Linked DNA regions of Mus musculus: region 1 is linked to region 2. The links are chromatin loops, found by intact Hi-C in ENCODE. Cell type or tissue: heart. All regions are shown on one strand. Each heading gives the region's core, and the rest is flanking DNA. Links, peaks and the distances in the headings are about the cores only.

What was found. Peaks named below come from ENCODE experiments on the same cell type or tissue, not always from the same donor. Only the 100,000 strongest peaks of a DNase experiment are listed, where the experiment ranks them.
Region 1: it touches region 2 in a loop (2.3-fold over the local background); 14 of 42 quality-filtered maps call a loop at or near these places.

The regions. Positions count from the first base shown.
Region 1 is chr6:125,600,099-125,608,098 of GRCm38, reverse strand. Vwf (Von Willebrand factor) reads right to left here. Exons shown (of 52, transcript NM_011708.4): 13 at 7,369-7,469; 14 at 4,580-4,775; 15 at 3,754-3,969. Among named protein-coding and RNA genes, the nearest start is that of Vwf, 51 kb to the right of the region's middle. In heart, for the core only: CTCF peaks have their summits at 3,251, 3,450 (motif pointing right), 4,669 and 7,738 (motif pointing right); DNase peaks (open chromatin) are centred at 3,538, 3,818, 4,678, 7,738 and 1 weaker place; H3K4me3 peaks cover 673 bases; H3K27ac peaks cover 462 bases; H3K27me3 peaks cover 1,531 bases.
Region 2 is chr6:125,263,447-125,279,554 of GRCm38, reverse strand. 4930417O13Rik (RIKEN cDNA 4930417O13 gene) reads right to left here and starts at 14,030. Exons shown (of 4, transcript NR_015527.1): 1 at 13,486-14,030; 2 at 13,029-13,155; 3 at 9,142-9,232; 4 at 5,778-6,107. It overlaps Tuba3a (tubulin, alpha 3A), which reads left to right. Exons shown (of 5, transcript NM_009446.3): 5 at 901-1,285. The coding sequence ends at 1,197. In heart, for the core only: a CTCF peak has its summit at 7,756 (motif pointing right); a DNase peak (open chromatin) is centred at 7,874; H3K4me3 peaks cover 380 bases; H3K27ac peaks cover 1,076 bases.

The sequences.
Region 1 (8,000 bases), core at 1-8,000, 330 kb before region 2:
GAGACAGGAGATGGGAGAAGGCGTTAGGTACGGTGTCGGGCATTGCAGCTGTGACCACTGCTGTATCCAGATGGTCACCACCACCCCTTCCCACTCTGAGCAAACGTGTATCTTCAGACACAAAACGATGTACGTGGAAAGGATGGGTGAAAACATGGTACCCACACGGAGCAGGCTTTCCTTACCTGTGAATTCTCTAAGCCTATAACACTAAAGTCCTGGGGAATTTAAATATCTAGAATTGGGAGTGACAGACCAGAACATCTCCATGATGATAAGGACAATGACAGCTACCGTGTCTGAGCACCTACTGCGTGCTCTTCTCCTCACTGAGTTAGCTCCCACCTCTCCCTTCCTGGGCTCTTACCCATATGGGCCAACACTTGAGCTAAGTGAGTTAAAGATCTGGCCTCCCTGGGAACAGAAGTGAGATCCAAGCCCAACTCTCTGTCTGCCTAAAGCTCACGATCTTACCCATCACTCTTCAAGAAGGGAACAGTCCCTTTAAGGATGTGCAAGTTATAAGCAGGGATACCCATGCCTACCCCAGCAAAGTCAGCAGCCTCAGTCTTCTCACAGCCCTCATCCCTCCCCCACAAGCCCTTTCGCATAGAAATGAGAGGTACTATATAGCTACTTAGAACAAGATGTTAAGGCAGCTAGAGAAATAGGCTATGTCTCCAGGTTCAAATCCCAGCTCCATCACTAGTTAGCATGGAATGCTGAGCACCGTCCTCAATGGAATGTGCCAACAATATCTGCTGGGTCTTTGTGGCAGTTCAGTGAGCCAACATGTTACAGGCGTTCACTGCTATTGTCATTGTGACACTGAAGGGGAGTCCCAGCCCAGCCCAGCTGGCTCAACAGTGGGAGGCATGTTCCAGAGAAAGGCCTCAGCCTCAAAGGACCTGGCCCTCCTTCCTGCACCGTGGCCATCATGCACCTGTGTAATGACCACGTGGATGATGAAGGTCTTTAGTGGGAGGGTAGGAAGAGCGGGGAGGTGATGGAGGTGATGGGTATCCTTTGCCCTTGTCCTCAGGCTGCTGCTGCACAGGGAATGAGAGCTGTGCTCTGGATGCAGGCCTCCCAAGGACAATAGAGCCTTTCTTCTCCAGCAGATACCCACAGCCAGAACATTCCATAGAAGCTGTAAGAGTCTTCCTGGCCATGAACTTCTGAAGAGTCCCTGAGCCTCTCCTCTTACCTGTATCCTAAGTTACCTGGGACAGCAGCAGATTCCCCAGTCACGTGTGTCACTGACTTACTGTCCTCTGGATGAGTGAGGAGGCTGGGCCCCTGGATGGGTGTGACAGTGAAGGTAGGCTGACACTTAGAGCATGCTAGCCCAAAGAGGCAGCAACTCCCTTCAATCCACCTCAGGTGCAATGGCAGGGGTACTTTTCATCCAATAAAAGGAAAAGAAGTTGGAGTCAAGAGCTCACACACACACACACACACACACACACACACACTTACACACTTACACACACACTCACACACACTCTCTCTCACACACACACACACACAGCTGGCATCCAGCCTCACTGAGCTTCTGCTCGAGCCTCTTTTTCTGAAAAGAAATCATGCACACCTCAATGCATGTGCCAGGCTCAGGACCACACAGATGGAAAGACTTGGTCCCTGCCTTTAGGGAGCCTATGGTCTTGTTTTCCCACAGGAAACAGCCATTTTATAAGGATGGAAGTGTGTGTGGCTCCTGTCTCTTTTGGGCTTTACACAAAGTAGCTGTGTGGCATGCCTTTGTCCCTTGATCATCTACAATGACTTTTTTTTTCTGAATGGAGGCAGTGGTTTGGGAACTCTGTCTATTCCTCAAGAAAGAAGAGAGAGGTCAGGGTCCAGAAGACAGGAAACTTGGGCTCCTTTCTAAGTGAAGGGGGGAAAGAGGCCAGAACTCAAGGATCTGGTCTACTCTCCTTGGGCTCAGAGAAAGAAACCAAGGCCATCAGTCATGTAATTCACAGATACAGGTCCCTCTTGTCTTAAATAGCTCCTTCCTGCCAGCCAGCACTTGAAACTGTATCAGAAAGTTAGAGCTCCTTAACTAACTCACCCCCATTACCACAGTGTCAGACACCTCATGGACCATAGTCTCTTCTATGGAGGTTTCTTTGCTGCTCCCAAGAGATGAAAGAATGTCCCCAAAGGCTCTTGACCTTCAGGAAGAATGTCCTAAACTAGCACAGCCTTCTGATGCCATCACATTGCATATGGCTAATGCAGAACTCCTAATACAGCACAGCGCTGACTAGTTAAGTTCCCCAGGTGCTAGAAGGCAGCCACTAGGAAGGAGACAGACAGTAAGGGTCATTGGAATGAAGAGCTTAGAGACACAGAGCTGCTAAACTACAGGTAAACTTCTAGAAAATTCTATACTACATCCGTTGGGCTGTCAGTATTCCCTTCGTCCAGGGTTGGATGGAAGAGGAGGGCACTGGGTGTCCCTTTCATTCCTACTTGCTTCATCCATCTCTCCTTGGAACAGAGCATGTCTCCCTTCGTCCCGTCTTTCATCAGACACTGCTTAAGACTCCAAACACAAGCTCGTGAGACACCAATGCTGACACATGTATGTCTCATCAAGTCCATAATGTTATTATTTTTTTTACCACTTCCCCTAACTACTGTCCCCCTGCTTCCCCAGCACTGAGGCAGGTGGATTACCTTGAATCCAATACCAGTTCAAGATCATGAATTCTGGCATAGCCTGAGCTTCAGAGTGAAACTTTATCTCAATAAACAACCAAAATGACAACACAAACTAAGAGGAAAAAATACTGAGGGACAAAGAGGCCACTCGGCCACCAGGAGCACTAGCTGTTCTTGCACAGGATGCTGGTGTATTCTGCAGCATTCATACGGTGGCTCGTGACCATATGTAACTCTAGTTTAAGGAAATCTGACGCCCACACCCTGAAACTCAGAGTTCCACCTACCTTCCTCCTCCAGACTATCTGCCCAAACTCCTGCCCTGCTAACCTCTCTCTGACACAAAAGCACCTCTGCAAACCTTTGATCGAGAACACCTCCCCAGAGAGTCCTCCTCAGCTGTCCCTTCACTCAGTGTGATTGACAGGCACCTCCGAGGGAGGTCTCAAAAGGAAGCTTCAAGATTCTGTCTCCCAGTTGTCTAAGCCTGGACACTAGCCAAATGTCTCCAGAGGAAAAACAACAAAACAGTAAGCAGGGTTTAACTGCCCAGGGGACCACGGTGCAGGAGCAAAGACCATCTTTGATGGCAGGAATCTACCACAGCTTAGGACAGATGCAAATTCAACTAGAACAATGGCATTATTCAATGCTGCATAACTTTATACGATGCCAAAGACCGTGGGCCAGGTCCCACGTCTGCCTTGCCTGACATTACAAGCAAAGGATTCCAGCATTCCAAACTCACACCACGGCATGCTCATACAAGGAATGAACACTAGGTGGCAGCATTTACAGGCACTCTCAGCCAGGCCTATGCAACTCCAAAGTCCATGGCTTCTGTAAGGAGTTCCAACTTACTTTTACGCAGGAACCCACCCCATTACCAGCCAAGAGCAGAAGGCAGGAGAAATGGCTGCAAAAGAACTGTAGCCCCAAGTTTGTCACTGGGGCCTGTTTCCAAATGAAATTATTCAAAGAAAGTACCTTTGAAAAGGACAGGTGGACCCAGACCCACAAGTTGTCAGAAGAGTTTGAATTGATTGCCTAAAGGAGGTTAACTGGTTATGGAGTTCTCACCACAGAAGCCAGGCTCCCGCCACCCGATGTGCACGCCTTTTCGGGCACACTCGGCAGCATAGTTAGCTACTGCGTTACACAGGCAATCCCGGCTGTCGGAGCAGGAGCAAACATCATAACGGCAGTTCTGCAGATAGGGCAGAGGGCTGACTGCGTGGTGGCAGGCCTCGAACTTGGAGGACGTCAGGAGCGCACAAGCCTCCTCTGCAAACCTGGCTGTTGAAGAGAAAGGAGAGCCTGTGCAGAACAAGACGTGGCCCTGCCCGTTCCTCTGGGGCCAGCCTCAGGGACTCTAACATCCATACCTCACCCCACCCTCTTCCCCACAAACAAAGCCAGTTCCCTTTTCTGTTGCTACCAAAATTAATCTATCTGGCTCTGGCTTCTGGTGCCAATGTACAGTTCTGCGTTTGGCTCAGTAACGGGTAAATGTGCGTTCCCCAAAGACCCACTGACCGGAGACGGTGGTTAGAGTAGCAGAAGCTAGCAAGAGCAGAGATGTCGCAGCACCGTGTCCACACAGGGTCACTGCAGCGCATCTATCATACAAGTCAACTTTAAGCTCCCACACCCACCGCTGCTCTAGACTGGGTCTTTTCCGGGCCAGAAACGACCCAATATTCTATTCTTTCTTGGGATTTCACCCATGGATGGAGGGTGTTCAATAAACAAACTTTGAAAAGGAAATGAGCCAAATGTGGATCTCAACGGCCAGTGGTCAAAATAAAGGCTGGGCCAATGGCTCCGCCTTTGCCTTCCCTCTCTCTGTGTCCCGTGGAATGCCTGCCTGGACCACGGGAGACCCCGGGGTCTGCGGCTCACATACTCAAGCGTGGATTCAGGCTGCAGGGGTCGCTGTGTTGCCTGCGCAGGTCCGAACAGTCCCCTTGAAGCTTCCAGGCGTTTCCGAAGTCTACCACCAGGGGCTCCACCAAGCCGGCCGGCGTGAGGAAGTCGTCTCCCTTGTTGCCGTTGTAATTCCCACACAAGCCACAGGTCTTCCCAGAATAGACTGGGGACAGCTGCCGGAAGAAGCCGGGCCTTGGAGCAGCTGTCCCCCAGTGCCACAATGGTTCCACTTAGTTAATGAGATCATTTGCACCAAAAAATTTCCCCAGGTGAAAAATTAATGTCAGGACGACTAAGTCCCGGGCTGCGAACTGGAGGACCACTGCAAGCTATGCAGCTAGGTGTCGTGCAGCTGGCTGTCGCTCCTCAAAGAAAAGTCAGCCAGAAGGATTCTAGGAATTAGGGGGAGAGAGAGAAGAAGAAGGAGGGGGGGAGGGGGAGGGGAGGAGGAGGGACACAGGGAAAGAGAAGAGAAGGAGGAGGGAGATAGGGAAAGAGAGAAAGAGGGAGAAAGGGGGAGGGAGAGAGGGAGGAAGAAGAGGGGGAGGGAGGGAGAGATTGCCTAAGATCCCATCGAGGGTGACACGGCTGGAAAGAGCAAGCAACTTGAATCCCCCAGACCTTCGTGCTCCCTATGTCTGTGACTAAAGTGACTATCAACAGACATGGGCTAAGCAACAGTGAGAGAACATGCAAACTGTTCGTTGGACAGATATTAGTTACAAACAGACAAGGCAGACTGAGGACGGTGTAGTCCAAGCCCCCAGGAGCTTGTGTCTGGTGTCCAGGAGCAACACCTGTCTTCTAATCTCCTGCTGAGGACACCAGGAAGGAAGCAGGGCTCAGATTCTATCCCCTTCTCTCAAGGAAGCAGGGCTCAGATTCTAGCCCCGTCTCTCACTCGCTGATCAGACCTCAGCAGTGAGCCATGATGAGTTTGACCCCAAAGTGCACACTCAGGGCCAAGCAGTGGTGTGGAGGCAGCTTTTTCCCAGGACAGCTGGGGCGCCACTGAATTCCATGGTGCAGATTTGAAGAACTGGTAGGGACCAGACCCCAAGAGTCCAATGATAGCTCTGTGGGTAATCAGTGAAACCAGGTGGTCCCCGCACACCCCCCATCCTGATGATCCAAAGTCTCACAGGTCAGGCCTGAGTCCCCGTAGTCATCTTGGAAGCCCCTTCTAGCTCCCAGCTGTGACTTAACAAGGTGCATGTGGAAGGTTCCAGACCCACAGACATACATGCAACTAAGAAAGGTGGGCAAATGGCCTTCCTTGTTTGTTTTACAAATGCCAAGTCACACACACACACACACACACACACACACACACACACACACACACACAAGGCAATCAAGGTCTTTTCCCTGACTTTCCAGCTTAAAACTAAAGCACACTGCTGTGACCTCGGATGCTGTTTCTCAAAGCCATGAGGGTCTTTCAAGGTCCTTCCAGACTGAATATTTCCATAATTCCATGATCTCGTTCTTGTCTGTCCCTTCTCATTGCCTTACAAGCACACAGTGGAATTTTCCAGAGGCCCTGTGATCTGAAATGCTGTAGCAGATTGATTGCAGAAAGAGATATGAGAATCCAGCTGTCTTCTATTAAATGAATCGTTAAGGAGATCTGCAGCCATGTGCGGCCATGGTATTTTTCTTGCTGCTTACTTACTGTTGTCTCCTGATCCCCGTCTAACTTATTTTTCAAGGGAAAAGTACTTACAAATGTCTGTTAGGAAACAAGGTTTAGTATTATGTTATAAATGAGTTAAGTGCTTTAATGCCTCCGCGTTAACATTTTTTCTGTCTGGGGTTTTGCTTTTCTGTTTGTGTCAGGATCATACTATTGAGCTCAGGTCGGCTGAAACTCACCATGTAGCCCAGGCTGGCCTCCAGCCCCTGTCACCTTCCTCCTCATCTCTGGGATATGTCTCTATGCTCAGCTTTGATTTAGCCATTAGCCTGGCAAGTATCAGTAGCTATAATCTCACTAAAGATCTCAGGGACTCGCCTCAGCCATTTTTAAGAATCTAACAACATCCTGACACCCGACAGTGAGGACCATGGTCTAACAACAGGAGGGTACCAGCCAGTGAACTAACCCTCATTGTGTTGAGGATGAGGGCTGCTGGTGGTTCCCCATGTCCCCTGGCTGTCTCCCCTATGAGGCAACACTAGTGAGGCAGTTCCTGGTCTGCCTACCTACCAGGGACTTTGCAAGGCAGCAGATCTGGAAGCCCAGTGAAATGTGCATGTTACCGTCCCATCTGATTATAGAATCATCCAGAGGACACGACCCACATATGCATCCATCCAGTGGCTCAGTAAGGAATGTGGAGGACTCCTCCCCCACGGCCTTCTTCAGACATATGGGCAGGATACTGGGTTTGAGCTGGGTACCCCAATCTGGCTCTTCCCTCCCTTGCTCCCCACAGTGAGTGCCCAGGGACACACCCTGATCCAAGACTTTACTGCAGCTCAGAAACTGGCAGGCAAGCCATACAGGGGACTCTGACATCTATTCTGGAGATCAACACAGCACCCAAGCCGCAGGGGGGGGGTAACCCCGGGAATAACAGGGAGCCCCCAGAAAACAAACATCAGCTTCTCACACACAGAGAGGCCTGTTCCTTGCTCTGGGGGTGTAAAGTGTGAGGAGAAAGAAATTCTTCTCCTACCACACAAAGCTATTTCGCCCATAGCACAAGGGGTACTTTGTAAGGGTCAGGCTCCGGCGAGGCTGTAGCTTAGAAAGGGACCTACCTTAACCAGTAGCCGCCCACGGCCATCCCAGTCCATCTGCAGGTCCTCCGCATAGCTGAGGCGTACAGAAGCCATCACTGTGTGCTGGATGCGGAGGTCACCTTGAAGCCATAAGTCCAGGGCGTCAGTTCAGATAGGGAGGTGACAGGGGTGACTGGTGTGTTGTGGGTTTCAAAGTTGTGTTTGTGAGGTCTCGAAGTATTATGGCAATGACAAGCAAGGAGAGGAGATCAAATAAATGTCCATGAGTTGGGAGCAGGGGGTGTAAGGGAGACCTCTCTGGAGGGATGAACTGGGTGGATAGAGGCAAATAAATTCCTAGAGAAGCCACTGGGCTACCATGAAGTGTAATTCCCCTTATGGGCACCAGAGGGCAGCAAAAGCCCCAGCATCCTGAGATCCTGGCGGTGAGGGAATCCTCTCTGGTTTTCAACTAGAGTCACCTGGGAGGAAGGAACCTCAATCGAGAGAGGATGCTTCCATCGACCCATAGGCATGTCTGTGACATTCTCTTGACTGTTGATTGATACGGGAGGGGCAGTGCTACCCCTGGGCAGGTGGCCCTGGGCAGGTCTAAGAAAAGTAACTGCCAGGAACCTGGGAGAACAAGCCAGCGAGCAGCCTTCCTCCTG
Region 2 (16,108 bases), core at 4,543-12,542:
CAAGAGGCAGTCTCTGCATATTCAAGCTATGTTGTGCCTTTTATACAGGTGATGTTGGTTGGCAGGCCAGCAGGCAAGCAAAGGGTACATGTTCCTCCTTAAAGTGGGGGTATATTGATCTGCGGAGGACCCCTTGTGTCTGTCCTTACCTGTTTCCAGCTCCAATCTGGCTGTGCTCCGAGCTGCTGCTCACAGCCATGTGTTCACCAGGGTGTACAAATGTCACCACCATAGCATCTTCACCTTGGCAGAGTTTACTGCTACATAGGTGCTTTCTTTTCTTTTTTCTTTTTTTTATTATTTTCTTCATTTTCATTTCAAATGCTATCCCGAAAGTCCCCTATACCCTCCCCCCGCACCCCAACCCACCCACTCCTACTTCCTGGCCCTGGCATTCCCCTGTACTGGGGCATATGATCTTCGTAGGCCTCTCCTCCAATTGATGGCCACCTAGACCATCCTCTGCTACATATGCAACTAGAGACACAAGCTCTGGGGGTACTGGTTAGTTTATATTGTTGTTCCTCCTATAGGGTTGCAGATCCCTTCAGCTCCTTGGGTACTTTCTCTAGCTCCTTTAATAGGGGCCCACATAGGTGTTTTCTATACAGGAAGATTTCAGTCAGTTTTCTTTTAAGCATACAGTATACCTTGGATGCAATTCTCATTTTGGGCCTTTGTGTACTGTGTAAGTGTATGAAGAAGATCCAGCGTGTTGGTTTCCAGTTTGGCCTTTAGTGGTTTAAGTCCTTTACAATTTTTAGACATGTTGCTTTGTGTAGGTGATTATTCATTCCCAAAAGCATGGTACGGGTATTTCTTTTAAGCAGGGTCCACAGTTCCCAGTTTACATTTCTGAAGTCAATATAAACTTCACTATTTTTTCTCCTTCTCTGGCAGGTGGGTATTAACTACCAGCCTCCCACTGTGGTCCCTGGGGGAGACCTGGCCAAAGTGCAGCGGGCCGTGTGCATGCTGAGCAATACCACGGCCATCGCAGAGGCCTGGGCCCGCCTGGACCACAAATTTGACCTCATGTACGCCAAGCGAGCCTTTGTGCATTGGTACGTGGGAGAAGGCATGGAGGAAGGGGAGTTCTCCGAGGCCCGGGAGGACCTGGCAGCGCTGGAGAAGGACTATGAAGAGGTGGGCGTGGATTCCGTGGAAGCAGAGGCAGAAGAAGGGGAGGAGTACTGAGCGCATGGGTCTGGCTGGCGGCCGTCCATTTATGTCTTCCCCACCATTGGAAATAAAGGATATATTATTAAAATTTCTAGACTGAGGCATTTCCTCTCTAGTGTGTTGTACTTCCTAACAAAATTCCTTTCTAGATACCTGCTTTTTCCAAGTAATTTTCTCTGCAGAAAACATGGTTTTTTCCTAAGAAATGATAAACGGGTCTTTATGTTCATTTTTAAATTCTACCTAGGGACATTAGGATAAAGTACTGATTGACGGCACAGAAATGGCTTTACGCAGTCTTGGGCTGCTGGGGAGGGGGTCCCCGGGTCTCAGCTGGGGCTGTAGAAGCTCTCTCTGTGTGATGCTTGCTTTCCACGGACATCACACGGGCCCGTGTTATACTTCAGTCACCCTCTATCAGGTCCTGGTGTAGAATTAAGTGTTGAGCACTGGTCTTAAGATGTAGGTTCTTTGAGCAGAAACCATGAGTTGTTAGTGATGGGCCTTTTCCAGTCAGGGGCTGCCCAGGGCCTTATCTCAGCATAGAAGGTTCTGGTACCACACCATATAAATTCACACGCAGTCACTCCGTCCTAGTCAGCCAATATCTGGGTGCTCAAATGAGCCACGCATATGAAAGCATGAATCTTCCAGAATGACTGGTGCTTTCTTCAGATCAACATGAAACTTGTCTGAGGGGTCCAGGTAGTCCTGAGCACAGCTGAAGGCCCAGCATCTCCAGGTTTGGGCCTCAGTTTCCCCTGTACTCAAGCTGGTAGTGCTTATCTGAAAGGTCTGAGGAGGTCCACCTTCCCTCTTTAACAGCACCGGTTTGTGCCTCTGCAGACTTCCCAAGGAAGAACCCAAGGTGTGGCTCTTGGCTGGCCAGAGGTCAGAGGCCAGGGCTTGTGGGGCACATCGGTAGAGTACATCTACTGAGCACATTGAGAGCTGCTTTAAATAGATGGGCACCCAAGCAGGTAGAGGATGGCAGCTCCCTGTCCTGATGGAGAAGCCCTTGATCAGACAGTAAGAGCCAAGAGTGCTCATCTAGCTTCTCACTGCCCATGTCACAAGAGAAAGCCTTCTAGGTGGGGACAGACAGTATTCAGCATCCATTCTCTGAGTCAGTCCTAATTAAACCTGGCTTCAGGCACGAAGTCTCCCAGCTCTGAGGCCTGGAGTTTGGGTCCAGTCAGAGCAAGAGAATACAGAGCAAGAGAATCTGCCCAGCCTGGCCTTAAACTCTAGGTCCTGCCGCTTCTAAGCGCTGGGATTATAGGTGTGAACCACCCGGCCAGTATAAACTGACACTTTAAAAACCACAAGCCTTGTGGCTCATCCTCACACCATGGGTAATCTGGGCTGCTCAAAATTGTGTGTGTGTGTGTAACAGAACACTGGTTTCCACCCCAGTTTCGCTGCTCTCAGTGAAGGCCCAGCTCTGCCCACCTTTGTGCTTACTCCACTCAGATGCTCTCTATCTTCTGGGCAATCAGGTGCGCTTTCTCATTGAAGGCTGTGGTGGTTTGAATATACCTGGCCCAGGAAGTGGCATTAGGTGGTGTGGTCTCATTGGAGGAAGTCTGTCACTGTGGGGGTGGGCTATGAGAGCTTCCTCCTAGCTGGCTGAGGATGCCAGTCTTCTCCTGTTTGCCTTCAGAACAAGATGTAGAACTCTCAGCTCCTTCTACCATGCTTCCCTCCGTGATGATAATGGACCGAACCTCAGAACCAGTAAGCCAGTTCCAGTGAAATGTTGTCCTTTGTAAGAGTTGCTTCAGTCATGGTGTCTCTGTACAGCAATGGAAACCCTAACTAAGACAGAAGTATTACCCAGGATGAACGGGCATTTCCTTTCCACACTGAGCAGGGGAGCCCTCTAAGGACCAGGTACTCAGTGGGTACCTAGCCAATACCACTCTTTCCCTTTCCGAGGGGCGACAGCAACACTTTGCTCCATGGAGCCATGATGTGCAGCTGAGGCAAAGGGATTACCCTATTCACACATCACCCAAAATGACCCGGGTGTTGCTCTCAGGCCTTGGAGCTCGGTCCCACCCTTTTTCTCTTCCCCTTCATCCACTTCTTTTTCACCTTAATGAAAATTAAGAGGTTTTGGGTTTTTTGGTTTTTTTTTAAGCCTCATGGGGAGAGTCGGAATTGAGGGTGGACTGGAGACTGCCTGTATCAGGGGGAGGAGGATGGATAGAGGGGAGGACCAGAAAGGTCAAAGGACAGATGTGAGAACGATCCTGGGTGTAAAGGCAACACAGAGATGCCCGTGGAAACATCTGGAAAAGAACAGAGTCCTTTTGACAACACAGCCCTCGCAGAACCAGGCTCCTCATGTGGCGAGTCCGCCAGGCTCCTCTGCAGCCAGCAGCACCTCACCTAGCTACAGGGGCTCAGGGAGGACTCCTTGGGACCCCTGTAGCAGCTGCCTTTCCCTATTAATATCCAATCTTTCCTTAGAGCTAAGTGTTGAGATCCACGTAGCTTAACAAAGTAGCTCGTGTGAAGATGAGTCCAAATAAGTACGTTCATAATTTAGGAAATGATACTTTCCTGGAGCCTGATAGGATGAACTCGAGACAAGAAAGATGCGTCCACGTCGTAGAATGATCGTTGGTGGGAGTGGCTAACAGGAGGAGAGTGTACAGGAGTCACTTTATGGGACATTAGAATGATAGGATTTGCCTAGCTGCTTGCTGTTGGATAGTTTTGTTTGCAGAAACCTTTAGGGCACAGGTATTACAGTGAGCGTGCAGAAATCCAGACTGCCATCGTTCTCACAGCTCAAGAGGTTCCAAGACTGAGCACGGTTTAAGGTAACAGAACTGTGACATTCCAGAGTATTCCAGCTCTTCTGTTCCTTGCACACCCGAGTTCGTTACTTTTTCTGATGCTGCTACAAAACACTTGGCAAGGGCTGGAGAGATGGGCTCAGTGGTTAGGAGCACACTGACTGCTCTTCCAGAGGTCCTGAGTTCTGGTGCCCTCTTCTGGTGCGTCTGAAGACAGCTGCAGCATACTTACATATAATATATAAATAAATAAATCTTAAAAAAAAAAACAAAAAAACACTTGGCGAAACCCATTTTAGGAATGATGGATTTGTGCTGGCTCACAGTCGAAGCTACAGTCCACCGCACAGAGGCATCATGGCGGCAGCGGCGGGTATCTGGCCTCACTTCATTCACAGCCACAAGCAGAGTGGAGGAACGCTGTGCTCAGCCCATTTACTTTCCTAAAGATTAGTTTTTAAAGATTTATTTTTAGGGGGCTGATGAGATGACTCAGCGGTTAAGAGCACTGGCTGCTCTTCCAAAGGTCCTGAGTTCAACTCCCAGCAACCACAAGGTGGCTCACAACCATCTATAAGGGGATCTCATGCCCTCTTCTGGCCTACAGATGTATATGCAGCAGAGCCCAACAAGGCTAGGAGGCATCAGAGCTCCTGGAGTTCGAGGTACAGATGGCTGGAAGCGGCTTTCCTGAGCAGTGGGGATCAAACCCAGGTCTCCCGAAGGCAGTGAATACACCTAACGGCTGAAGCACCTTTGCAAGCCTCTCACTCTCTCCTTTTCATTCAGTCAGGGACCCCAGCCTGTAATGATACTGTCCACATTGAAGGTAGGTCTTTCCATCTCGATTAAACACATCTAGATATCCCTCACAGACATGACCTGAGATCTGCTTCCATCGTGATTCCAGGGTCCTTCAAGCTGACAAAATTACCCAACACAACACCTTTGATAGAAAAGTTCCCTGAAACACACTGTCGGCATCAACCAGAGAAAGGGAGTCGTTTTCATCAGAGTTTCCTCTGCTAATGGAAAGTCTTCAAAGTCCTCACTGAGACTTTGGGGCCAGGTTTAAATCAGTGCGGTTCGTTCCCAGCGTGAGCGTTATTCTAACGTCACCAAAAGCCCAATCCTGGAAACTCAGAGGCAAAAAGAGTGTCGCTTCAGAACGCAGTTATTCAGAATGTAATTATGATGTTGCTGTCATCATTCACTTAGCTAACAATCTTAATTAGGCCAGTCTCCAATATGAATACATTTTAGCCAGCTGGAGAGATGGCTGAGCAGTTGAGAGCACTATTACTCTTACAGAGGACCCAGCTCCAATTCTCAGCATCCACGTGGTGGCTCTCAGGAAGCCATAGCCCCAGTTCCAGGGGACCTGACGCCTTCTTTCAGCCTCCTCTGGCACAGGTGGCACATACATCCATATATGTAATCAAAATATTTAACACACACATACAAAACATTAAGTAATATCTTTTTGAGACAAGGTCTGTCTGAGACAGGTAGCCCTGGCTGTCCTAGAATTCACTGTGTGGACCAGGATGACCTCAAACTCAGAAATCTGCCTGCCTCTTGCTTCCTGAGTGCAGGGTTTAAATATGCCACCATGCCTAGCAACATTAAATAAATCTTTTAAAATGCATTTATATTTATTTTTTTAATTTTTATAAAAATGTATTTATATATTAAAATAATATACAAATATATCATATTTATGTATTGTTATACAGTATATAGAAATATATAGATATTTTTCTGTGTTAGTGAATATAAAAGTAATATAAGGAAATAACAAGATGTCTTTAATTCATTAATACTTGTATTTTTGTACTTTTCCATAAAACATCATGTTTTACTAGAAAGGGATAAATTTAGCATATCCGTCCATCCTAGCTACCTGTCACTTAATAGAACAGGAAAGAGAATTTCAAGGGGTAGCATGCACCATAGTTGGCAGGGTGCTTCTCTAGAGCTCACGAGGTAAACCGAGTGTGGTGGTTGACAGCTGTGATCCCAGAGCTCAGAGGCAGAGACAGAAAGTTCCAGTCCGAGTCCTCCTCAGCTTCCACATACAAACACCAACCCCTCACACACAGGAACCGATGACTAAACCTGAGTGAGTGAATGAATGAATCAATGAATCAATGAATCAATGAATGCTATTTAGCTCTCTGGCTCTTATGTTGCTTTCCTTAAAACAGAGGTAACAGAGTAGGGGCCTCCAACTCTAAAAATCTCCCTTTTGATATTTATTATGTAAGCATTTATTGAGTTCTTGAATAGTACAGTACTTGACCAAAAGGAAATCCCTTTAGTCATTTTTTTTAAATGTTTGTGTTATGTGTATTGGTATCTTGTCTGCATGTCTGTCTGTGTGTGGGTATCAGATTGCCTGGAACGGGGGAGTGGGGAAGGGGGGTGAAAATGCCTGGAGTTACAGACAGTGGTGGGCTGCCACGTGGTTACTGGGAATTGAACCCCAGTCCTCTGGAAAGAGCAGCCAGTGCTCTTAATCACTGAGCCAACTCTCCATCCCAGGAAACCCCTTTCAAGGTGTGTTAAAGGGACAGAGATCAATCTGTTGCTTACGTTTTCTGCTAGAAGCAAGTCAACCTGGCTGGTGAGAATATGTGAAATGCTTCGCTTTGCCTCTGTAAACTGTCACAGGCATTTCAAGCCATCTGAGAGCTATCTAAAATGGAGTTTAAGAGGCTCTGTGTTGCGGGGTGGGTGGGGGGGGGACTTTCATCTCAGTCAGATCCCTCAGACCCGGCACCGTGGAGACATTCTCGACCTTAAGATTATAAAGCACTTGTCTCTGTCTTTCTCGGGTATTTTCATAAAAGGGACCTCACTTTCTCAATACAGGGCCCTCTTTACACATCTCTGTGGGATACTGCTTATCTCATAAGAAGACACACACACACACACACAAAGACACACACACACACACACACACACACACACCTGTCCTTCCTCCCTCTCTAGGGAACCAGTGCGAAACATGTCTGATCTGCCTCAGAGAGCATCAGACACTGAGAAACTGACAGGAGCAGAGACCTAGAACGGGAGATGTCAAACTGTGAGTTTATAGTCGGGTGGTAGTGTCTCATGCCTTTAATCCAGCACTCAGGAGGCAGAGGCAGGCGGATCACTGAGTTCTAGACCAGACTCTGGTCTACAGAGTGAGTTCCAGGACAATCAGGAACCCTGACTTGAAAAACAAAACAAACAAAAACGAAACCAAAAAACATATGGGTTCTGGTCCCCAGAGACCACTAGCTTCCCCAAACCCTAAGCGGCAGTGTTCCGTTGTGTAATTTTCTAAACAAAACCCCAACATCAGTCTTAAGCTGCTCAAAAGGACCCCTGACCTCTGCCTTCCCCCAACAAAAACCCACCCTAAGAACCACGGGCCTAGAGTCTAGGCTAGAAGAGACCGGAAGGAAGATCGAGTAGGGCCCTGGTCAGTTCTTCTGAGCGCATTACAGACAGGTGTCTTTTAGACCAAGGGCTCTGCCCCCATCGGTGGCCTCTCCTCCATGTTAGGGATGTCACCCTCAGACTTTGACCACCCTGCAGACAAAGCTAAGCCCTGAGAGACCTGGTTCAGAGGACTGAACCCAGAGACTCACATTCTTTTCCATTGAGTTACACCCCCAAGCCCTTTGCCTTTCCATTTTAACAACAATGACCTTGAAGACGGTAAGATTCCAGAGAGGGAAGGAGAAACTGAAAACTCAAAACCAATATTCCGCCACAAGAGGGCACCCGAAGCCCAGGCACCAGGGACATGCTCTCTCCTGCTTCCATTCAAATCACGTGGAAGAACAGTGTCTGTAAACCGAGGCTCTGCGCCAAGTGAGGCAGAGCTTGAAGCTCCAGGTTATGCAACTGACCCACGAGGCCCCTGTTCCTCTTAAACAGACTTTGTCACCACAGGCGTCCCTCCTTCCTGGGGAGCATCTCCACCCCGGATGTGTCAGCTCCTGGTTGGCCCTGGGAGAGTGAAACAGACTCAGTCTCCATTCCCAGCGCTAGTCTAGAACTCCCCACAAGTTCTGTCCGTCCCGTCCCCTTCCCCCAGCCCCCCTTCTGCTCAGTCATTAGCGTAATTTCAGCGTTTGGAGTGGTCTTTCAGAAGTTTGCAGGTACCTAAGAGACGCCAACAGATCTAAACTCGTCATGAGTGCGGACTTAGACTTCAGAACTATTAAATGTTGTTGAGTGTAGTTTAAAGCCTTAAGGAGTTCTACGTACCAAATTTTCAAGACTCACTGTGCCGGTTGGGTTTTATCAAGCAGACACAAGCCCAGGCATATATGGGAAGAGGGACTTTTACTTGAGGGGGGGGGGGGGAGTTGGTCTGTGGAGTACTGTCTTGATTAATGACTGATGTGGGGGACCCCAGCTCCCTGAGGCTAGGCCATCCCAGCACACATGGTCTTAAATTGTATAGGAAAGCACTATAAGCAGGCCATAAGGAACTGGTCAGTGAGCATGGTCTCTGCTTCAGTTCCTGCCGCCAGGTTCCTGCTTTGAATTCCTGCCTTGACCTCCCTCTGTGATGGATTTATAGGATAGAAGCTGAAATAAACCCTTTCCTCCCCATATCGAGTTTGGCTGTGGTGCTTTATCACAGCCATAGTCCCTAAGCCACTCACGTACATGAGCCCAAGCCTGGGATTGAGGGCTCACACCTCTGACAAGGAGAGCACCCAGGCTTCCTGCCGAGATAACTGTAGATTACCATCATCCTGTGAAAGTGTCCTTAGTGGGCACAGGTTCTTTATTTAACATTGGGAAAAACTGGATCTCTCTTAGCTTCATACCATCTCAATGAAGATAAGACCATATTTCCTGGAATTTCCTCCTCTTATGATTCTGGGTTAGGGTTAGCCACAAGAGACGTGCAGAACTATTGGGAGGTAGAAAACAGGATGGAACCAGTGGCCACGCTGCTCTGAAGGCGAGTGGCACAGCAGATGCCCGGTTCCTTCTTACTGGCTGACCATGAAGCAAGCACAAGCAAGCCAGACCTGTATCTCTTCCAGGCCCAGTCACATTTCCTTCCCTCAGAAGCTCCTGGGCCACTGAGCGAGTAGTTCCCTGGTAAAGAGGGCTGGGTCCTCCACAGACAACTTACCTTATCAGAGTTGGGGCTGCTGAGGAACAAGTTACAACCGGTTCTTGATTTTCTCCGCTTCACACCCAGCGAGGAGTTCTCCTCCCCTGACCTGCAGTGATCCTCAGACTCAGCACAGATCCAAGCAGAGGTCCCATCCTTCCTGGGACCCTTTGGAGATTACATAAGATCTAAAACAAACTTCAGAAGTGAAACAACTCGTGCTAGACTCCAACCCGAGTTCACTGGAACCACAGGTGTGTTTGTTAAAGTTTTTGCAAAGGTTTTAGAAAGTATTTGACCTGGAGAGCTATAGATTTGCCTGGTCGAACTTTTAAAATGTATAATTTTAAAGATATAATCCTTTCAATTGGCGATTGTGCTGGCTAGTTTTATGTCACCTTGACACAATCCATTGGAAAACAGGATCCCTGGGCTGGTGGTCCTGGGTTCTATAAGGAAGCAGACTGAGCAAGCCATGCTGAGCAAGACGGTAAGCAGCACCCTCCACAGCATCTAAAATTACAGAGTTAAAACAAACAAACACTAATGCATGGATTGGAACACAGGGTCCATCTTTCTGCTGCATCCAAGAAATATGCCTCACATAGGATAAAAGGTAGGAAAAATATTCCACACAAATGGAAGCAAGAAGCAAGCTATTTTAATATCTGACTAATTAGACATCGAGCCACAACTAATTAGAAAAGATAGGAAAGGACCCTACCTAGTCATTAAAAAATAATACACCCAGAGTATATTAAAATTTTAAACATTATGCATCAAAAACGTCATCCAATTAAATACAAGAAACAATGCTATAGCCAAGATAACATTTCACCTTAACATAGTAAGAGTGAATGACATTACCAACTTCTACCATAGGACCTGTTAGCTCAAGGCAAAAACCAAACAGAGAAATACTGAAGTTAAATAACTCCATAACTCAAATGGACTTAACAGACATCTATAGAACATATCACATAAACACTAAAAAATTTACTATTTTCTCAGCATCCAATAGAGGTTTCTTCAAAATTAACCACATCTTAGGACACAAATCAAGTCTCAACAGGTATAAGAACATTAAAATAATACCTTAAGGACTAGAGAGATGGCTCAGGGGGTTAAGACTGTTCTTCCAGAGGTCCTGAGTTCAATTCCCAGCAACCACATGGTGGCTCCCAACCATCTGTAATTGGGATCCAATGCCCTGTTCTGGTGTGTCTGAAGACAGCTATAGCGTATTCGTGTAAATACAATAAATAAATCTTTAAAAACAATACCCTAAGTCCTGCCTGTCTCCCATGGATGAAAACTGGATACCAGTAAACAGACATGGCAGAAAGCATGCAAATGCATGGAATCTAAACAACTCATAACTGGTTAAAAGGAGACTGCATGGGGGCAAAAGTCAGGGGAAAGGTGACACCTCGCTGAGCTGAGCAAAGTTCAAACACAATGACCTCAATTGTATGCCGCACCCTGAAGGCACTTCTAAGAGGCATGTCGGGGTTGGGGATTTAGCTCAGTGGTAGAGTGCTTGCCTAGCAAGCACAAGGTCCTGGGTTCGGTCCTCAGCTCTGGAAAAAAAAAAAAAAGAATCTTAGTCCTTTGGGGCTGGTGAGATGGCTCAGCGGGTAAGAGCACCCGACTGCTCTTCCGAAGGTCAGGAGTTCAAATCCCAGCAACCACATGGTGGCTCACAACCATCCGTAACGAGATCTGACTCCCTCTTCTGGAGTGTCTGAAGACAGCTACAGTGTACTTACATATAATAAATAAATAAATCTTTAAAAAAATAAATAAATAAACTAAGAGGCATGTCTATGGTGCGAAGTGCTTCATCAATACACGGGTGTGATGTCATTTTAATAACTCAATGACACATTTGAAAGTTCAAGAAAACCAAAATGGACCATGCCTGCAAAGAGAAGGCAAGAGGAAATCTTCAAAGTCCGGGCAAAAATAAACAAAACAGAAGCAAACAAACCAGAAACAACAAAGTCTCTATCACTCTCTGAGAAATTTCAATCAGTTTAACAAACATTTGGCTAAATTAACTTTTTAAAAATGGAGAATAAAGATGTTAATTACTAAAATTAGAGATGAAAATGGAGATAAAATGGAGGGAGCCTCAATTTGGAAAATGACTCCATAAGATCCAGCTGTAAGGGCTCGAGAGACAGCTCACCTGTTAAGAGCACTGACTTATCTTCCAGAGATCATGAGCTCAATTCCCAGCAACCACATGGTGGCTCACAACCATCTGTAATGGGATCCAATGCCCTCTTCTGATGTGTCTGAAGACAGTGACAGTTTACTCACATACATAAAATATTTTTTTTTTAAAAATCCAGCTGTAAGGCATTCATTGATTGATTGATTGATGTCCCAAGTGTTGTGCCCCCAACCAGCCCCCTCCAATTACTAATTGATGGGGAGGACCCAACCCACTGTGGGTGTTGCCGTCCCTGGGCTGATACCCCTGGACTCTGTAAGAAAGCAGGCTGAGCAAGCCAGTAAGCAGCACCTCTCCATGGGCTCTGCATCAGCTCCTGCCTCCAGGATGCTGCCCTGCCTGAGTTCCTGTCCTGCCTTCCTTCAGTGATGGACTATTATATAGAAGTCAAATAAACCCTCTCCTCCCTAAGTTACTTTTGGTCATGCTGTTCCATCACAGTAATATTAACCCAAACTAGGACTGTGATTCTAGGTTAGGAGGTGTGCACGCTGACTGTAAACAATGATAATACTTCAAAGAATCATGATGACGACATGTAAACCTTTGTTAGACTTACAACAAGTGTTGAAGTAGTTAGGGAGTTTATTCTCACTGGAGTTAGATGTCTGACTAATGGTAATATACTCTTATAATACCAGCACTTAGGAGGCTGAAGCAGGAAGATCAGGTGTTCATAGGCAGCCTAGGCTGCCCAGTAAGTTGAAACGATGTCTAAAGAGACACTGCCCTGTCACGCATCGAAACGCTTTAAGAGAAAATCAAATATACTGGATGTTAAATTTAGATGAGAGATTTAAAATATTTAAGAGACTCCAATGGACTATATTTATAGTGGAGCTTAAATTGTTCAAGCTGAGTTAATAAAATTTTAATTTTAAAAGGACAAATGGGAATGAAGCACAGTGGGAAGTTATTGAACCAACCAGGGCTATGTAGTGAGACCCTGTCTCAAACAAGAAAGAAAGAAAAGAAAGATGGGTCTGCAGAAATGGCCCAGTGTTTATCTATGCAAGGTGTTACACAGCCATCTGAGGGCTGAGTTTGAATCGCCAGCACGTACATATGTAGAGCTTCATAATAAAACAACAAAATGCGTACTTTGAACTTAAAAGGCATAAGGGACAGTAGAATGTTTACTTGATGAACAATAATCTATTCTTTGTCTACAATGTCAGTAATTACTCCCAGACCATTTTTCTCTACTCTCTAATCCCGAACTATACAAACAGCTGGGCGTGGTGGTGTGAATCTGTAGTCTCAGGGCTTGAGAGGAGGAGGAGGCAGGAGGACAAGGGTCTGGGCAGTAAGTACTAAGTCATTGGACTACACAGACAGCCCTTGTCTTAAAAAATAAAAAGGATCAGAGCTGGCAGGGGGTGGCTCACAACCATCCATAATGAGATCTGACGCCCTCTTCTGGTGCGTCTGAAGACAGCTACAGTGTACTTATGCATAATAATAAATAAATCTTTGGGCTGAAGCGAGCAGGGACTGAGCGAGCAGGATTGACCAGAGTGAGCAGAGGTCCTAAAAAAATTCAATGACCAACAACCACATAAAGGCTCACAACCATCTGTACAGCTATAGTGTACTCACATACATAAAATAAGTAAATCTTTAAAAAATAATAATAAAAAGGATCAGAAAACACACAGAAACTCACGTCATCTCTTATTCTAGTCCCTTGCCAGTCCACCACATCCTTCAGCATGGAAATGTGTTAGTCACGTCTCAGCCCCAGAAGTCTCCACACGGCCCGTCCTGAAGTTCGCACTTTCCCACTGGGAACCCTAGGAAGGGTGATATTCTGTTCCACCTGCCCGCCCCGTGCCTTGACCTCCCGGGTTCCTTTACTCTTTGCCTGGAACCCTGACTTCTCATGCTGCTCTCACGCCTGGCAGAGAAGGCAGGAGCTGGTGACTGAGTCGTTCCAGGACACATTTACCAGCCCTGCGTCCTGCGCAGCTCAGTACCTGACACCATTGCTCACATGCTCCCTAGGAGCATCAGCACCGATCCACCCACCCTCCCGGTTACAGCACAGACAGACTCATTCAAAGTCCTTGAGCAGCTCACCCCACTAACAACCAGAGAAGCAGAGGGCAAACAGACATTTATACCTCCAATGGTCCAGTATTTCTTCAGTTCTTTGCCATCTGACTGACTCTTGGATTTTTCCTTGGATTTTCACCTCAGCCTCCTCTGGCCCCGCCTTGCCTGTGTCTATCATTTACAAACCTCCCTAGGCAATAGGCTCATGAAAATGCCCATCCTGGTCTAACTTGTAGGTGAAAGAGAAGAATCAGTTATCCAGTTTTGACATGGGCAAAGCATGAATAAACAGCTCTCCAGTCAGTAAGTACAGGCAAAAGGCATGTGACAAAATGTGACGGTAGCCAGGCATGGTGTCACACACCTGAAGTGTCAGCACTTGGGCTATCCTCAGAGGTCAGCCTAGGCTACCTCAAAAACATTAGAAAAGAAAAAGAGAAAAGAAATATGACCACAGCCTGTGCCCACTAAAGGGGTCCCTGTTCCTTCAGAAGGGGCTAGCCCAAATCCTACAGGAGTGAAGGGTCAGGACATCGAGAGCTCTGTAGACCCAAACTTACACTTCTGCTCAAACTCTCCCAGGCCAGGGAGCCCTCAGAAGCGAAGGCAGTGTGGGAATAATTAGTCAGACACGCTTCCCTTTGTGTCACAGAATCTAACTCGCCATCTATGACTTCAGAGAAGTTACGTGACAACAGCAGCACACGGTGTCATAGCAACACACCTACACGTCCTGCTGCCACCTTCCTGCCCGCAGAGAAAACAGCTGCCTTCTTCAAAAGTCAACACAGCCAGGCACTGTGCCGCTCATCTGCCACCTCCAGCACTTGGGAGGGAGACACGTGGAGTCAGGCTGAGGCTAGCAGAAACTACAGGAGACCCTGTCTAAATAGAAAAATAAGTAACGTAAGCAGCGGGTAGCCTGACATCAGCTGGGTGAAGTGTCACAGTGTCACTTAGTGCTTAGGAGTAGAGACAGAATCAGGTGTTCACGGTCATTCTTAGCCACAAAATCAATTTGAGGCCATCCTGGAATACATGAGACACTGGTTTTTTTTAATTAATTAATCAACTAATTAATTAATTTAAAAAACAAAGGAACCAAGAGTGCATATCTTTAATCCCAGCACTGGGGAGGCAGAGGCAGGCAGTTCCCTGTGAGTTCAAAGTTAGCCTGGTTGACAAAGCAAGTTCACGGACAGGCAGAGCTCTCTTTCAGAGAAACCCTGTCTCAGAAACAAAACAAGAAAAAACTAGGGGAGGGGGGAATTCCACTTACCATAGCATCAGAAAGATTAAAACCTTACCAAGAAAGTCAACAAATAAATTGTAAGACTTCTACAATGAAAAGTCACAAAACATTGTTTAAAGGCATTTAGTACTAAATATATCAGAAGATTTGGTGTTCATGGGTTGGAAAACCTGATTGTGTTATTGTGATAATTCTGCCAACTCCCACCAGTGAGTCCAAGACAATGCCTATAAAAATTTCAATTGCCCCTTTTTGCAGAAATGAAACTGATCCTAAAAGTCATACGGCGATTCAAGAGGCACGGAATAGCCAAAATACTTTAGAGAGGCCAGAAAGATGGTTCAGCAATTAAAGACATTTGCCACCAAGCCTGGCTACCTGAACTGAATCCCTGGGACCTCCAACGGTGGCAGGAGAGCATCAACTTCTGTAAACTGACCTCTGACCTCCACATACGTGCCGCGACACACTCCCACCCACACCACACACAAAATGAGTGAACAAATTAGTGTAAAAACAAAACATTATTTCAGAAAAGATCAAAACCCACTAACTCATTCTTTCCAGTTTCCTTTCTCTTCTCTTCTGAGACAGGTCTCGCTATGTAGCGCAGGCTGAACTTTTACTTACAGTAATCCTCCTGCCTCTGCCACCTTACTGCTGGGATTACATAAGCATACAGTACCACTCCGAGTTTATACTTCTTGATGTCAAAACTTACTATAAAACTGTAATCAAAACTGTGAGAGCGACATAAAGATGGACATAGATTAATGGAATAAAACTGAGAGTCCAGAAATCAAGCCATAGGCCAATTGATGGTTACCAAGACCCTCCAGTGTAAGAATAGTTTTCTTCTGACTTCAGGCACTGAGACACCGCTCAGCAGTGAAATACAAGAATTAAAACTACAGGCTGGGCGTGGTGGCGCACGCCTTTAATCCCAGCACTCGGGAGGCAGAGGCAGACGGATTTCTGAGTTTGAGGCCAGCCTGGTCTACAAAGTGAGTTCCAGGACAGCCAGGGCTATACAGAGAAGCCCTGTCTCGGAAAAAAAAAGAAAGAAAAGAAAAGAAAAGGAAAGAAAAGAAAAAAAGAATTAAAACTACAAAGCCATTAGAAGGAAAGAGGTGGCAACCTCTGTGACCTTAGATTAGGCGACAGTTTCCTAAGTACACCACCAAAAGAATAAGCAACAAAGGAAAAAAATAGATCACTACAACTCAAGATTTAAAAACTTCTCATATGAAAAGATAGCACCTGAGGGAGGAAGGGAAGCGGCCAGAGAGCATGGAGTGGTAGGAAGTACTCACTTAGGGGTATTATTATTATTGTTACCATTATTATTAGTGTGGGGAAGGTGTTGGGGTGCAAACACACTCATACACATACACATGCACATTTGCATGCCATCACATGTCAGAGGACAACTTTTGCAT